3 separate regions of the Homo sapiens genome follow, and all the other regions are linked to region 2. Evidence: chromatin contacts called from ENCODE Hi-C or POLR2A ChIA-PET data. All regions are on one chromosome and are shown on one strand. Each heading gives the region's core, a stretch centred on a gene start or an enhancer-like site at or near the end of the contact. The rest is flanking DNA. Distances are from core to core; before and after follow the strand shown.

Region 1 (3,419 bases), core at 433-2,932, 490 kb before region 2:
GCTGGGCAAGTGAGTGAGTGCCAGATCTCTTAATTTCTTGGGCCTGCCTGGTTGGCCATGCAGTTCAAGGTTCTGGTCACCAGGGGTCAGGCTTGCACACGGATGGCTAAGTTCTGTCTTTTATGGTGCTCCAGGGAGCCTCCAGACTGTGAGCCAAAGGGACGGTGAGGATGGGGGGTGGCACATTTTAAAAAATGTGGATCTTGGAGCTGTAGGTCTGTGACCTGCAGATCTGGGAGGTCAGACGTTATTCTCTCTCATATTTACATCTTGCTTGGTACCTTCTGGAGAGATCCTCATCTCTTTGGCCCTTCACCAGGAGACTCCATGAAGGAATTGGGTTAGGTGGCTGGGGTTTGGAGAGAATGCTGGGCAGGGGTTTTGAAGCGCATTTGAGTCTTAGCTCCAAGTCTGCCCCTTACTAGTGTCCTTGTTGGCTCTATTACCTCCTGGGCCTAAGTTTCTTCTTCAGTGGAATAGGGTAAAAATACCTCCTCTGCAGAGATGCGTCAAGATCAGTGAGTAGAGGTGGGGCAGGGATAACTTCTCGAGGCTAGCCCAGCCCTGTCTAGAATAGCTTATGATGAAAATGGAGAAATAAGATAGAAACACAGGGAAAGAGCAAGTGTTGTCACGGGGCATCATATAATCCCTTGCTAAGTTGCAGAAGTGAGCACTAGGGTTCGGAAGAGAGAGAGGGCAGTCCAGAGAGGGGAAATTGCTGGCTTGAGCTCACATAGCCAGAGGGATAAGCGCAGGGTCCACTGGGCAGGTGGCTGAGCTGGGCATTGGAAATGAACAGTAGATCAGGCACCCAAGGCAGGTGTGCCCAGCTGATCCAGGCCACAGCATGTAGGCTGCTGGGCCCCTGCAATTTCAGATTCAGTTCTGTGTGTCTCCTGGGCACCTGCTCTGGCGGTGGGAGTACATGCTCTCCAGGCATGTGTGTGTGCTTCCCATGTAGTGCAGTGAGCAGCAATGTGGCTTCAATCTTTGGTCCAGGCACGGACCCAGCACCCAGAGAAAGCGATTTTCCTGCTTGTGGTTTCCTGGCCTCCTCCAAGAACCTCACACGTCCATGTTGCTCACAGAGAAAGATGGATCACTCTGGGGGTTCCTGGAAGAGTTGCTGTCTTTGAACAGTCCCTCTCTTGCCAAGACCCCTGCCTTCCTCCCGGCCCCCAGCCTACTGCCTCTCCGCAGGAGGACAGCATGTCCTGGGCCTCTGCTCTCTGGCCTCAGTCATGGTGTGGCTGGGTTGCTCTGGGGACGCTGAGGGTTCTTGATCGCGGCCTGTCTCAGGGTAGGTCCCCATGGATTGCCCTCCCACCCCTGGCCAGGTTGCTGTGGTTTCCCCATCAGTAGAAATGACTCCTCACCCACAATTGCATCAGTCCCTCCACAGACGCAGTGAATCATGTTGCAAGATGTGGTTATGGACTGCGCCCTGTGCTCTGGTTAGGGGCTGGTTGGGCCGGGCCAGGGGTGAGGGAAGTGTGGGGGGTTGACCATGTTTTGACTTGAACTTGGGAGAGGAAAGAAAAACCCAGGAGAGGGCCTCCAGGGGTGGGGTGGGGTAGGTGTGAGTTGACACTGAACTCATCACCCATGGGACTGAAGCAAGTATCCAGTAACCTTAACCGAGACCACACTGGGGAACCTTCTGGCTTACTCACCCTCTGGCCCTACCGCTACCACCAAGAGAAAAAGAAGTGAAGAGAACGAGCTGGTTCATCCTCTAGTGCATTGCAGCGGCGTGGGGGAAACCAGGGAGATGGGTTGGTTTGCTTTCTTCCTGTTTCTCTATTTGAACTCCCTGGCTTGCTTCCCTTCAGCTGACACATGGTGGCCATGGGCTGAGAATGTCCAACCTCAAGAAGAATTTCTTCCCTCTCTCCACTTCACAGGCCAGGCTCATAGCTGCCCCTGGGTAGGAACTATCTGCAGGGAGGTAGACTCCAGCTGCTTGGAGTTGTATGACCCTTCCCAGAGGCAGATCTACCCATTTTTCAGTGGAGAAGATGAGGCCCAAAGGGAAGTTGCCGGACACTTTGCTTCCGCCTCTCTCTCCCATGCCCTCCTGTGCAGCTGAGCTCATGGCATCAGAATCTCAGGATCTTTCAACACTTTCCAGCTGGGCAAGGTGGGAGTGAGTTGGCTGTGTCTTCTTGTTAATTGTCCATGCCTTTATTTACTTATTTATTTTTAATTTTTAAATTGACACAATAATTGTACATATTCATGGGGTACAGTGTGATGTTTTTATACATGTATACATTCTGTAATGATCAAGTCAGGGTATTTGGTACATCTATCACCGCGTACATTATCATTTCTTAGTGGTGAGAACATTCACAATCCTCTCTTCTAGCTACTCTAAAATATACAATATAATATTGTAACCATAGTCACCCTCCTGTGTAATAGAACAGCAGAACTTATTCCTGCTACCTGATTGTAGCTTTGTACCTATTGACCAACCTCTCACCATGCCTCCTCGCCCTCTCCTCTCCAGTCTCTAGTAACCACCATTCTACTCTCTACTTCTACGAGATCAACTTTTTAGATTCTGCATATGAATGAGATTGTGTGGTATGTATCTTTCTGGGCCTGACTTATTTCACTTAACTTAATGTCCTCCAGGTTCATCCACATTGCTTCAAATGACAGGATTCCATTTTTTTTTATGGCTAAATGGAATTCCATTGTGTGTGTGTGTGTGTGTGTGTGTGTGTGTATGTGTGTGTGTGTGTATAGATAGATAGATAAAGATATCATGGTATCTTTATCTAATTATCCATTGTGGGACACTTGGGTTGTACCTCTTCTCTACAGGAGGCAAGGCTGTGCAATGGTTCAGAGATAGCCCAGCAAATGCTCTGTAATGAGGCTTGGAGTTTCAACCTCACTGTCTTGAGCAGAAGAGAAATGGGCAATATGACATATGGAGGTGCCACTGAAACAAAACACCCCAAAATCTTGAGTCAACACAGTGGGGATAGCACTCTGGAGTCCACACTGGAACGGCAGTGGGTTTGTCTGAATGACAAATACACTTGTGTAAGTCACTGAAATGTGGAGGGCTGTTTGTTACTGCAGCATAGTCTACCTACCCTGACTTTGCAATGCTGAGCTAAGGAGATTGGCCTTGATTCTGAAGGTCATGGGAAGAGATTCAAGTCTTGGGAAAGGATGGCAGGGCCTAGATCCAACACTTGGGTTAAGAAGGTGGTTTTTCTTCCTTTTAGATTGTGAGCTTCCTAGGTGCAGCAATGTATCTGGGGTTGTTTTTCACCACTGAGTATACCTGGGGCCTAGAACAGTGCGTGATACATGATAGGTGCTTGTTCAGAATTTGTCTTCTCTCCTTCTGCCTTTAGTTTCCTCCTTCTCCAATTTATTCTTCCTCTCTTCATCTT
Region 2 (3,347 bases), core at 667-3,166:
TGCTGGTGGCTGGTGCCAGGCTGGGAGTAGTGGGAGGTGGTCAGATTCTGGATATGGATGGAAAGTGGATCCAGCTGTGTTTGCCGGCAGACAGGCCGAGGTTTTCTCAGGTGGTGGTGCTGCCCATGGCCAGGTGGGCCGCAGGCCTGTGGTTCCAGCAGTCAGTCCACTCAGGAGTCCTCGACTGCCTATGGAGAGCGCTGGCAGGAGCTGGCAAGTGTGAGGCCCAGGCTGTCAGAGCTGGACTCACTCCTGGCCTTGCTGTGTGAGCTGGCGAGGCAGCCCCGTGGAAAGGTGGCTGAATGAAGTTTGGGGAGCACACAGTGGGGCTGGGGAGTGGCAGGAAGTTGGGGGTGATGAGAGCAGAGTCCAGAGTTGGACCTGCCTCAGCAGGGCCCTTTGCCCCGTGGGCTGGTGGGACCAAGACACGCTCCCCTGGCCCTGGCCTGGCCGTGAGTGCTGTGCTGAGGTAGGGCTGGCAAAACACAGGGGCTGTGTTTCTAAACTGTACCTCCTGCCTCTCACTCTCAAAGCCCCCTCTCCTCCGGCTGGCCCGCACTGAGGAGAGCCCATCATGGGGCCCAAGGGGAGCCACTGCAAGAGGCTCGGGAAGCAACTTCTCTGGGGCCCTTGCTTTAGAGCAATGGTCAGCAAACAGAGACAATACTCCCATTCCATGGAGGCATTAGCTGATGTCTGGAGACATTTTTGTGTGTCCCCACTGGGGCAGTGCTACTGACAGCTAGTAGAGGCCAGAGGTGCTGCTAAACCTGCATTACACAGGACAGTCCCCCAAAGCAGGAATCCCCTGAATCATCCGTCCCAACATGTCGGCAGTGCCAAGACTGAGAAGACCTGCTTTAGAGACACCTTAATTCACCAACCTTCCCAAGTGTGGCAGCTTGCAAAAAAATGGGCACAAATTCCCCCCAATACCGGTATGTACACCCTTTATCCCAGTAAGAGGTGAAGTGGATTTCTCTGCCTCTTGCGACTTGCACTGACCAATTGAATGCAGAGGAAGTTATGTCATGGAGCTTCTGAGCCCAGACCTCAAGAGGTCCTGCAGCTTCCACTGTTGTTCCCTTGGAGCCCCTGGCAGCAATGAGGAGCAGCCATGGGCGAGCTGCCAGATGAGTGTAGCTGCATGAGTGACTCCAGACAAGACCAGCAGAAGACCCGCCCAGAAGAGCCCAGCCCAAACTACTGGCCCACAGAAGAATGAGGAAATAGAATGGTGGTTGTTTGAAGCTACTAAATGTTGGGGCTGTTTGTTTTGCACTGACTACACTGACAGCAGGTGCATTTTAAAGGGGATGTCTGAGGACCTGTGGAGGCTGAAGTGACTCCATCTTGGATGCTAATGTGCCATGCTGACTTCTGATTAACCCCAGCTCCAGGAAAGCCTCTAAGATCTCTACTTTCATGTAGTTGCTGTAAATCCTGCCCTTAGATCAAAACAACCTTGATGTTACCATAAACACATACTTACTATAAATCCTGCCCTTAGGCAAATTCCCTATGGCATACGAGCCCTGGGTCTGGGGGTAGCAGTGCAGGCGTCCACCATTGCGCCTTGCAGCCACCCAAGACATGGGTTGTTCGTGAGTCCCTATTAAATGTTTCTTTCTGAGAACCTGGGTTTCTTGGCCTCTTTCTTTGGCCTCTCAGCTTCCTTAGGCTTTGGGGCTAGGTTTGCATAGAACTACTCACCATAGAACAGGATCATATGTTTTAACCCAGAGGATTAGTGGGCTCACCTCAGTCAAAGGAAGGCCGTTGAAGTGGATTTTGCCTCAGCAGCAGAATCCTTCCTGTTGATGAAATCACTCTAGGTGAGTAACTGCCAGTGCAGTCTGGATCCCGTGTGCGTACAGAACAGGCAATGATCCCGGCCTATTGGCCACAGGTGGGGTGAGAGGAGCAGCTGGGATAATGGAGAGCAGATTGGTGGCCAGCCGCTGGGCAGAGGGCGGGGCTCCGAAGTGAGATAGCATGGGCAGGACTGCCAGCTCCACCGCCCGCAGCCACCTAACCTTGAGCAGGTCGCTCTTCCTCTCCAGACCTCTGCTTCTCCTCTGGAAAGGGATGATAATACCTCTCTCAGGTTTATTGGGAGGATTAGATCAGATTAGATGAGACTATGTATATGAAGGACTTAGCACCGGGCCTGGCACTGAGAAGGTACAATAATGGCTTGTTGACTGATTAAACAGACACACTGTTTGGACTAGGGTTTGGCTGACAGTAAAGGGTATAAAAGGATCTTTCAGGCTGTGTGTCCTCTTAAGTGCAGGAGGGTCTTTCAAAAGAGAAAAAAAAAAAAAAAGAGAAGAGAAAAGAAAAAAAAAAAAAGGATTGGGAGCTGTAGGAACTAGGTTATTGCTAGATACTTCCAGAATGGATGTCCCTAGATGGAAAGGAAACGCGGGTTTAAATCAGTTTGGCATTGATAGCAGGAGGCAGGAAAACAGTTGGTCTTAATATTATTCCTGTGTGAGCCAGCATGTGGTGTGGGTTTTAATTTAAAGCAGGCATTTAGTGAGTTGATAAACAGGAGTGTGCACCTCCTGCCCTCCCACGCCCTGAGCCCCAGAAGAACAATTATCCTGGAGAGAAGATGAAAGGAACATATGGAAATGAATTCTAATAATATGGAGCAGGCAGGCAGCACCTGCTTTCTCACGCGGGCTTTGAGGGGGCTCGAGTCGAGACTGTGTACACACCAGCAGGTAGCAGAGGTCAGTCGAGGCCACCCTGACTGGTTCACTCCACTGGAGCAGTTCTGTGCTGTGGGATGGAGACGGGGCTGAGAACTTTTGGGGCCTCTGTTAATGGCGTGGTCTGAGGCATGCCTCCACTGGCGCCGTCTCTGCGGTGTTGTGCGTATTCAGATAAGCCAGGCTGATTGTTTTGTTTCATTGTTTGTTTGTTTTTTACCTTCCCCCAAATGCTGACACAGAATGGGCACATAAGAGGCCAGCCTCTGTCTAAGGTTACCAGACTCAATTTGGAGATAGTAGTTTGGATTCTCAGTTACAATTCTGGCATCCACTTCAAACCAATCAGGCAAAAGGGGAGATTGACTGAGCTGTGGGATTCACCTACAGAAAGAGCAGGGGCAATGGGCTCCATCAGCTGCTGTCACCAGCGTGGCTCTCAGGGTCTTTCACCCATGTCAGTGTCACTCTCTGAGACCGAGCACCGGACTGCTCATAATTCCCAGCCATAGATTTCCAGTTTTGCCAACAAGGGGAAAAGACTCTCTTTCCTTAGTTCCCAATTGAAAAGTCCCTAGGAAGGGCTCTGCAGGCCCTGCTTGAGTCACATCTCCCACCCCTGTGCCG
Region 3 (3,325 bases), core at 566-3,065, 420 kb after region 2:
CCATTCCCCAGCCAGGCTCAGGGACAGAACCCCACCATGAGCACCATGATGGGTGAAAGGGTTAATGAGGAAGTTGCAACAGGCTGAATCCCCAGAACCTTTAGGGAGGGAAGAAGAGCAGTCGGGGATGCCCACCTGGACATGGGGTTTAAGCAGACTCCTGGGCTTCTCCCCAACTCTCCTCCAGACCAGAGCTGTCTTATTTTATTAACAATTCAGAAACAGTGGCTACAACAGACACTCTTCACATCACCAGAAGCCTGGTACCTAATAACTGAGGGGCGTATGAGTGGCACAGAGGTCACTGTACCCGCTAGATCTGATACACCTGAGTCAGATAACTGCCCGATGAGGTCAGTGATCATGAATTGACGTCAATGGAAGAAGGAGAGGAGGACATTCTCTCATGACTCTCACTTTATCTTCACCAAGCATAAAGGGTAGGTATTAAGAGTCCCCTATTACAGATAGGGAAGTTGAGTCTTGGTAAGGTTAAGCACCTTGTCCAAGTTCACCCACCCGAGTTGAATCCAAATCTTTTATCCTCAGAAGGCAGCTGCATCCACTGAGCTGTCTCTGATGATGGTCTGCTAAAGCTGCCCCATGATTCTGTTGCACTCACATCTCAGTACAGTGACCTTTGCCCATGTCAATGGCCAGTGTGCCGTTGCTGCCAGACAACAGATGAGGCAGCCTCTGGAATCAACACTACAAAGCAGAAAACAACCCTTGACCCTACTCATTGTAAACTCTTCCCTACCAGAACAAAGAGGGTAGAAAATTCCTCCCATCACAGAATCCCACGCACAGAGTCTACTGATTGCAGGGCAAAATGAGGGCTAGTGATGACCCCCAGCCTAGGGCACAGATGCCCACTGACCCATCAGCTCTACCCTTCTCTTTCTTCTGCAGACAGTGGGGGCAGGGATAAAATAGTCAAAAGCAGGCTTTTGTTACAAAGTCTGTCCACTTGCTCTGCCCTGAACACTTAGCAATTTGCAATTATAGCATCTAATGGATGCTTCATCATTTTTTGCTAAATTAGTACATGCGTGAATGAGAGTGAATGAATGAAGAAAACTGGCACATGTAAAGCACTTCCTACTTTTCACATCACCTCTGCATCTATTATCTCATCTTATCCTTCAGATACTCCTGTGAATGTAGTGTTGGAATTCTTGCTTTGCAGATGGAAAAACTGAAGCCCAGAGAGATGACTGTTTCACATACGATAATGGCAGAGCTTGGACCAGGATCCTAGCCCAGCACTCCTACTCTGGTCCTTCTTCCCTGGGATGGCTGCTGACTTGAGAAAGGATCTCCAGCCGCCCAGTCTTGCAAAAACAGCAGCTTAGCGCCAAAAGGCACGGCTTCCCTAAATGCCCAGCTCACCACCTGGAGGTGACCGGTGAGGCTGGGGCTACTGGAAAGGCCCCAGAGAAAAGGCTCTCTTGCCCCCAGGGAGCACTCATGTCTTTCTAAACAGACCTCAACATTTTTCCCGGGTTAGATCAGAATTTCCAGATCTGGATAAGAACTGGAAACTTCCTATCCATTACCTTTCTGATTCTGACTCACTTCAGGGGCTGGGGGGTGGGAGAGGTGAGATGCTCAAGTCCCACCTATTTTAAAAACAAAAAAGTCTCTTCAACCCCCAAAGTGGGTCATTCTAGAAATGTTTACTGCACATGTGTTATCCCGAGCACTGAACACCCAGCACGGAGCTCAAAGCTGTGCCGTCAGGAGTGGCTGCGGCAGCCTGCCTCTCCTGCGTCAGTTTCACAGCCTACACCCTCTTCTGCCATTCTGCCATTGAACTCAAGCCAAGGGCACCAACGGGCTTCCTGCCAGTGGTCAGACCAAGTCCTGTCTGACTCAGTCTGTGCAGCACTCAAGCATGTTACCTGCTCCTTCTCCACAGTGCTCCTCTCAGCCTCCGTCATACCCTGCCCTCCTAGCCCCTCCTATGCCAGTACCGAGGTCTTGCATAGGCCTTCTTCCTGTCTTTACACACTGCCGTTTAATCACGTCATCTACATCACAGAGGTCCAAATGCTGCCTAATGCCGATGGTGCCCAAGTCAATTCTCCAGAAGAGATCTCTTTGCCAAACTTGACACCAAATGCTTGTTGGATGTCCTTTCCTGAGCGGCCTCGGGCATCCAAACCTCAGCATCACCAAAATTGGATTCACATATGCACCCTACACCATATCTGCTCCTCCTCTGCTCACAGGATTGGTGAGCAGCGAGTGGCCCCGAGCCATGAGCCACCTGAGTAGGAGACCTGGAGTCGGCCTTGCCTCCCCCTCCTCCTCTCCTCCGCCTCCTCCTCGCCTCCCTCTCCTCCTCGCCTCCCCCTCCTCCTCACCTTGCCCTCATGGCCATCCAGTTTTGTGGCTTCCACCTGCCCAAGGTCCCTCAGAGCGCTGCCTCTACTTCTGTCGCCCACCTCCTCTTCTCTTCCTGAACTAGTGCAACAGCCTCCTTTCTGGTCTTCACACCACCTACAGGATAAAGACTCCAAGTACCTCCATGACCAAAGTCCCGCCTTCTCCCCAGCCTTGTCTCCAGTCTCCTGCACTTATTCCAGTGGCCCCAAACAGTCCTGATCCCAGAAAGGACTCTGTCCTCTCACCTGCCAGCCTGCATGTAGGTGTTTCCCTCAGACTGATGTGCCCTTTCCAGAAAGTTCTCTCCCAGCCCTCCACCCCCATCTAGGGAACCCTTACTGTTTTTCCTCCAATTCAGCTCAAACATCGCCTCCTCTGAGAAGCGGCCCCATGCACCTCCCGCAATGTTCCCATACGAGCCAGTGCAGCCATCATCAGGGCACTTGCCACCGTGAATTGGCAGGCCTCGGGCACATCTCACACCTACAAAACCCAGAGCCCTGCAAGGACTGTGTTCTGTGCTCACACCCCTCTGTGTGTCTAGGCCCTGGTGATCTTATGGCCAATGGTGAGCCTCAGTGAATGACTAAGTGAATGGGTAGTACAGGTAGTGGGTTTGCTGGAATAAAAAGATGTCCATCCACCAGGGACTGGAGGTGACAGCACCAACAAGTCAGGGGGAAGGAAAACAACAAAACCCATCCATCAGGTCCCAGAGGTTTACAGGCAGCTAGAGAGAGACGAGTCTCTCAAGACCGATAACAAGCCAGGGCAGCTTGCAATGAGCTCCGCAGCGCCCTGGTGACCTCCAGAGCTCAGAGGAACAGGGGCACTGGGGAGGGCGGGGGAAGCTTAGGAGGTGGCCTCCTCCCATGCTACCACCCGACCTTCCAGGGACTGAGCAGAATGGAGGCTGAAGGATTGAAGGAGATGC

Evidence for each region. Hi-C counts contacts between places; a loop is a spot of excess contacts on that map. ChIA-PET counts read pairs that join two places held with the same protein, here RNA polymerase II (POLR2A). Pooled maps may share reads with other maps.
Region 1: a pooled map shows a loop between it and region 2 (2.2-fold over the local background). The contact joins two enhancer-like sites. A Hi-C loop is called at or near these places in 15 of 37 single-sample maps with no recorded cell type and 3 of 50 pooled maps.
Region 3: a map of PC-9 shows a loop between it and region 2 (2.3-fold over the local background). The contact joins two enhancer-like sites. A Hi-C loop is called at or near these places in 1 of 168 maps with a recorded cell type or tissue (PC-9) and 1 of 37 single-sample maps with no recorded cell type. POLR2A ChIA-PET finds 5 or more read pairs at or near these places in 1 of 52 experiments (activated CD4-positive, alpha-beta T cell).

The regions. Positions count from the first base shown.
Region 1 is chr15:70,484,879-70,488,297 of GRCh38, reverse strand. No RefSeq gene overlaps it. Among named protein-coding and RNA genes, the nearest start is that of LINC02205, 19 kb to the left of the region's middle. RefSeq lists an enhancer at 1,502-1,561. Within about 2 kb of position 1,682, at least 8 of the 41 ENCODE cell types and tissues checked have a DNase peak (open chromatin) inside an H3K27ac peak, as active enhancers do.
Region 2 is chr15:69,995,893-69,999,239 of GRCh38, reverse strand. The region is part of intron 2 of LOC101929129 (a long non-coding RNA gene); the gene reads left to right. Among named protein-coding and RNA genes, the nearest start is that of MIR629, 82 kb to the left of the region's middle. Within about 2 kb of position 1,916, at least 2 of the 41 ENCODE cell types and tissues checked have a DNase peak (open chromatin) inside an H3K27ac peak, as active enhancers do.
Region 3 is chr15:69,577,506-69,580,830 of GRCh38, reverse strand. No RefSeq gene overlaps it. Among named protein-coding and RNA genes, the nearest start is that of PCAT29, 13 kb to the left of the region's middle. Within about 2 kb of position 1,815, at least 5 of the 41 ENCODE cell types and tissues checked have a DNase peak (open chromatin) inside an H3K27ac peak, as active enhancers do.